Regions from separate parts of the Homo sapiens genome. Here region 2 is linked to region 1. Evidence: read pairs that join two places in POLR2A ChIA-PET (ENCODE). Cell type or tissue: HepG2. All regions are shown on one strand. Each heading gives the region's core, and the rest is flanking DNA. Links, peaks and the distances in the headings are about the cores only. Region 1 holds the start of SLC43A1 (solute carrier family 43 member 1). Region 2 has its middle 6.8 kb from the start of RTN4RL2.

Region 1 (2,753 bases), core at 1-2,500:
CCATAGTAGTCTATTTTACAGATGAGGATACTGAGGCTCAGGGAGGCTGAGAGATTTACCTGGAGTCAATCAATTGTTGATCTGGAAGCATCCGATCACCAGGTCTTCTGAAATAATGACAGCAGCAACAATTAACATTATGCTTACTATGCCAAATGCTATGCTTAGCATTTTACCTGCATCACAATCGCGATTCCTTTGGGCAGTTAGGTAGGTTCCATTTTAACCGAATTTAAAGAGGAGGAAGCTGAGGCTCAGAGAGGTAACTTGCCCTAGGTAACCCAGGGTAGTCAGTTAAAAAGTCAAGACTCAGACCTCGATCTGACTAACTCCAAAGAAACCCGTGCCACTCTGCCTCTCGGAAAACACTGCTTCCAGCTGCACAGTTCAAAACCCCACCCAAGGCGGCCCTGAATCGCGGTCAGTCGGCTTCAGCCGAATCGCACTTTGTTTTGAACAAGGATACAGAGGGCGCTGCCTGATGTTAGTCTGGGGGCTTGGGGGAGAAGATGGGGGTCCAGGGTGGAAATGTAGGTGCTGGGGCTGTGCCAGAGGGAGAGTGTCCGGGACCAGCGGGCGAGTCACGTGCGCGTGAAACTCGACCTAAGGGGAGGGGAAAAGAAGGGAGCCCCCGCCCCCACCTCGGGGCGCAGCTCCGGACGCGTGTAAATACAACTATCAACTCCGCAGATCCACTTCATCCAAGCCCAGCTTCGCAGACCTCTGGCGCCCGGCGGGTTCCCAGTTCCCCCGCTTCTTCCGAGGAGACAGCGGAGGCGAGGCCACCGGGCTGTCAGGCTGAAGCTCCGTGGCCGCCGGGTCCTGCACGCAGAGAAGACCCCAGCGCCGGCGCGGCTCAGGGCTGGGCCCACGGGACTCCGGACGCGCCGCGAAAGCGTTGCGCTCCCGGAGGCGTCCGCAGCTGCTGGCTGCTCATTTGCCGGTGACCGGAGGTGAGCAGCGTGGGCGGGGAGGGGGCGCGCGTAGGGTCTCCGGCTATGCGTCGGCTGAGAGACACCGAGGCCGGCTCCCGCCGACACTGCCAGGCTTCCCAAGGAAAGACCGTTACTTGCGCCCGCGGTCCCGCGGCACAGTGTCCCATCTCGCCAAGCGCGTCCTTCCCTTTTCTTTTCTCTGACCCCTCCGACTCTTCTCTTCCTCCCGGGTCCCCGCTCGCTGCACTTCCTCTGCTTAGAGCTGCGCGTTTGCCAGAGTTCCAGCGGACCTCCTGGAGCGCTTGAACCCAAAGCCCCGTTTCACAGATGAGAATACCGAGTCCCCCTGGAAGAAGTGACTGGTACTTCCTCCCCTCTCTCTGGGTCTTTCTTGCCCTTCTCCTCTCCGCTTTCCTCGGTCTCATCCCAGTTGTCGCTCCCCGCCCCCGCGCCGCCCGCGTTCCCTCTCCTCCCGCCGAGGCTGCAGCGGCCGCGGCGGGGGGAGCTGGGGCTCTTTCCCTCCCTTTGGTAAACACACCCGCCCGCCAGCCCATCCGCCACCGCTGCCCTTATAAAGTCAGCAGCCGCCAGACTTCCTGCCGAAGTCCGAGCCCCCTCCCGGGGCTGGAGGGGGGCAAGCGGGTTCCGAGGTGCAAAGCCTGGTGCCCCGAGCCCTGCGGAGTGAGTGAGGGGCGCGCGGGGGAGGAGGGAACCGAGGAGAGCCCGTCCTGGGTCTCCCTCCACGTGGCAGCTGTTGGCTTGGCCCGAGAGACTGTAGGGTCGTGGGTCACCTGATACGGAAAGGGGGAGGGCTTGCTGTCGCCCGGCCCCAGAGGGAAGGAGAGGTCTTGGAGGGGCAACTGGAAGATGGGGTCGTAGGGTAGCCTTGAACTTGCCCTTCTTCCTGCCAGCTTCTAGGGGTCTTTCCTGGCGCGAGAGTCCGGACATGGGCCCGCGGTGCTTCAGAGCGCGCTCTGCCCCTTGCTGTCCTCTGGGGACCTGGGCAGATGCGGACTTTCTCCCCAGCAGCCCGGCCCTGAGCGCCCTGGCCTGGGTGAGAGAACCCGGCAGCCTGCTAGGAAGCTGCAGCGCGCAGACAGGACCTTCCTTGTTTCCGATAGTGGCTCAGCGGGAGCCCCGTGCCGCGTGCACCTCTGGCACTGCTAGTGCGCGCGGAGCCAGCTCCTTGGCACCGGCTGGGAAGCCCAGGGCTCTATGGGGCCTCCATGAGGGGCTCCTCGCGGGCTGGCCCGAGAGGTCTCGGGTGCCACCATGATGCAGGACCCTTCCCTGGGGCCACTGGGGGGCCCTTCACCCAGCGCTCTGTTTCTGTGCAGGCTCGGGGCCAGCATGGCCCCCACGCTGCAACAGGCGTACCGGAGGCGCTGGTGGATGGCCTGCACGGCTGTGCTGGAGAACCTCTTCTTCTCTGCTGTACTCCTGGGCTGGGGCTCCCTGTTGATCATTCTGAAGAACGAGGGCTTCTATTCCAGCACGTGCCCAGGTATGCCTGAAAATGGGCTGGGTGGGCTGGGGGGAGGGATGGCAAAGGGGCAGGTGGAAGCCAGAAAAGGTTAGGTGGCCAGGTGGACAGAAAGCAGGGTCAGCAGTTGGACAGCCTCACTTCTCGACCTCTTCAAACTTCAGGGGGAGATTGGGTGGCACTCTGCCCACTGTTTCATTTATCTAATCCAGTGGTCACTGAATGCCAGGTGTCCTGCTGGTCATCCAGACCCTGGGACTAATAGGCAGAGTCCTAAGCCTCTGACAGCCTCAGGTCTAGAGCTCTTTGAAGGAGACGTGCTGGGAGAGGAATTT
Region 2 (3,008 bases), core at 214-2,713, 61 kb after region 1:
TTCACCAGGCTGATCTCAAACTCCTGACCTTGTGATCCATCCTCCTCGGCCTCCCAAAGTGCTGGGGTTACAAGTGTGAGCCACCAGGCCTGGCCTATTATTTATAGTACAACGGGTATATATTAAGCCCTTGCTTCATGTCATGAACTTACGTGTGCTGGCTGATGTAGAGTAACTCTAGCGGGGAGAGTCTATTAATGTCCCCTTCTTACAGATGGAGAAACAGGCTCAGAGAGGTAGTGCTGCTCTTAGATCTGGTCAAAAAGAGTCCTTCCCTGAGCCCTGTGCTTTAGAGGGCTCTGCTTTGGCCCTCATCTAGCCAGTTTCCCTCCATGGGGGCAAGAAGTCCCTAAGACCAAGGAATGTGCCTCCCAGAAGCTGCATCTCTCTTCTAGACCACACTTAGGTTATCCTGGACCCTGGAATCTCAAAAAGCCCAAGTGGACTTCCCGGCCCTTTGTGGGCTTCTTCTCTGAACTACCTTTCTGCCAGTGCATGAACCCATGGCCAAAGGGTGGCCAAGGGGCAGATGTTTGGAGAGGGTGTGGTTGGGCCTTAGACATGTTGGTTGGATATTCATGTGCATGGACATGAGGCCCCTTGTTGTCTGAGATGGAGCTGTGGTTGGGAAGTGGAGGGAAGCTGCGTGTGTTTTGTTTTTTTTTGAGATGGAGTTTCGCTCTTGTTGCCCAGGCTGGAGTGCAATGGCACGATCTTGGCTCACTTCAACCTCTGCCTCCTGGGTTCAAGCAATTCTCCTGCCTCAGCCTCCCAAGTAGCTGGGATTACAGGCGTGTACCACCATGCCTGGCTAATTTTGTATTTTTAGTAGAAACGGGGTTTCACCATGTTGGTCAGGCTGGTCTCGAACTTCTGTCCTCAAGTGATCCACCCACCTCAGCCTCCCAAAGTGCTGGGATTACAGGCGTGAGCCACCGGGCCTGGCTGCTGGCTGTATTTCTGTATAGAACTTCAAGGAGCTGGATCATTCTAAATTTGAACCTAGATTTCAAAGGTGAGGTTCCTTTCCAAGTGCAAGATTGATGCTTGCAGTTGGGAGGCTAGGGATGCCTTGGGGGCAGAGGTTGCCCGGCTTGCACTAGTGGGGTGGTGCCTCCCAGGCTGTGGTACCAGTGCCTCCCTTTGCACTCCAGCCCTGCCCCTGCAAGTGTTAGGGGCAGCTGGGTGGAGAGGTCACATAACTTCATCAAAGGTTACATGACTTAAAAGCTGCAAAGCCAGGCTATGAACTCAAGTCTGGGTGAATCTTTTCTTCTTTAATGAAGCTCCACACCAGTCTTAACCAGAAGTCAGAATTTTAGCTCCCTGGAGTTCTCTTGGTTAGAAAGTTGAGTCCCATTGTTTCTTGGAGTTACCTTCCAGTGAAGAGAGCCTCCCTATCCCACTTGACTCTGAACTTGCTGAGTTCAGGGTCCATGTTGTCTTTGGCTTTGTTTATTTTGTGCACCTGGCACAGCCCTGCAGAGTAGGTGCTCAGCAAATGTTGCTGACCTATCAGAAACACAGTCTACTGTGGGAGGTGCTAATCAAACAATCATGGTGCAAGGTGCTATGGGTAACATCTGTGTTCAGCAGAGTGGGTAAAGTCTAGGATGGAGGTGGGGTTGGGGAAGCATTGGGAAGCCCTGCCTAGAGTGGCCGTGAGATTAGTTGCTGTAGACTCTCTTAATTTGAGAACCCTCTATCATGGGGCAAGAGACTCTGATGATTCCCTGTTGCATTTTGCACAACTCTCCAACCCTCCCCCATTTCCTTATAGGCACCGTTGGGGATGGCATCCCTTCATTAGGTGATCCCATGTGAACAACGCTTTTCTCATTTCTGCAGTAAGTGAACAGGACAGAACAATTCCTTTCCCCTTAAATTCTGTGGGTTGAAGCCACTAGATTTGCAAGGGAGAGTGAGTACATGTATGTGGGGTATTGTAGGAGGTGGGGCAAATGGAAGTGCCGCAAGCTCTAATATGGGGGACACATGGAGCCTCCTGCTACTGGTAGTGGGGGACTCAGGCCGTTGCCCCAGTTCAGGCCCCCACTATAGGATCAAACACAGTAGGCCAGTGACACATATCTCTGCCTCTCAGCCCATTTTCTCCAATTAATTTAATCTGTCCAGGGTGTAGTTTTGATCATGCATTCCCCTGCTCAGGAGCCTCAGTGGCCAAATCTGGCTGGAAGCAATTAATGTCTATTGACTCTGAAGTGCTCGCTCACATTTATAAAACAAGCCTCAAGACTTCAACAGATAAACAGGTGAAGGAAGTGGATGACTACTTCACCCAAGAGGGTATGCAGAGAGTAAACAAATACTTGGAAAATAGTTCAACCTGTTAATGATCAAAGAGATAGAAATGAAAGCCGTGTGAGGATAGCATTTCATACTTATTAAATTAGCAGAAGTTTATAAACACCATCACCCAGCACTGGCAAGGTTGGATGACGTCTGTGTTCCTACATCTCTGGGAGCAGTGTGCAAAACTCTGGAAAACAATCTAGTAAAATATAACAAGAGCCTTGAAAATATTATTACTTTTTGACTGACTAATCTCACTGCTGGGATTTGATCTTAAGAATATAATGCAATAGACAAAAAAAAGCTCCAGGCATGACCCTGGCATTATCCTCCATTTCCCCAGACAGTGAAATGGTTAAGAAAACTGCAGTTAACATAGTCAATGCAATATTATGCAGCCACAAAATGATAATTATAAAGAATATGCAGAAACATGGAGACCGGTTTATAACATCATATTTGTTTATAAAAGTCAGGATAAAAGAATTTGCATGAACACTGATTGCGACCATGTAAAGTAAGTATTCATGTTGACAAAGTCTGGAGAATATGCAAAATTGAAAATTATTGAAGGTTGGGAGAATGATGGGTGGTTTTCCTTTTACTTGAAGAATGTTCTTTGTTAATGTTGGAAAATTATTTTCACAACATAATGAGTTCTGTAAAAACAAATCCTCTTTTATTGCTTATAGAAT

What was found. ChIA-PET counts read pairs that join two places held together with the same protein. Peaks named below come from ENCODE experiments on the same cell type or tissue, not always from the same donor. Only the 100,000 strongest peaks of a DNase experiment are listed, where the experiment ranks them.
Region 2: POLR2A ChIA-PET joins it to region 1 with 5 read pairs; 19 of 35 experiments call an interaction of 5 or more read pairs at or near these places.

What each region holds. Positions count from the first base shown.
Region 1 is chr11:57,513,644-57,516,396 of GRCh38, reverse strand. SLC43A1 (solute carrier family 43 member 1) reads left to right here and starts at 695. Exons shown (of 15, transcript NM_003627.6): 1 at 695-953; 2 at 2,273-2,439. The coding sequence starts at 2,286. RefSeq lists an enhancer at 472-541. In HepG2, for the core only: no CTCF peak of the experiment used is centred there; DNase peaks (open chromatin) are centred at 566, 1,466 and 1,726; H3K4me3 peaks cover 2,500 bases.
Region 2 is chr11:57,452,213-57,455,220 of GRCh38, reverse strand. No RefSeq gene overlaps it. Among named protein-coding and RNA genes, the nearest start is that of RTN4RL2, 6.8 kb to the left of the region's middle. In HepG2, for the core only: no CTCF peak of the experiment used is centred there; a DNase peak (open chromatin) is centred at 1,490.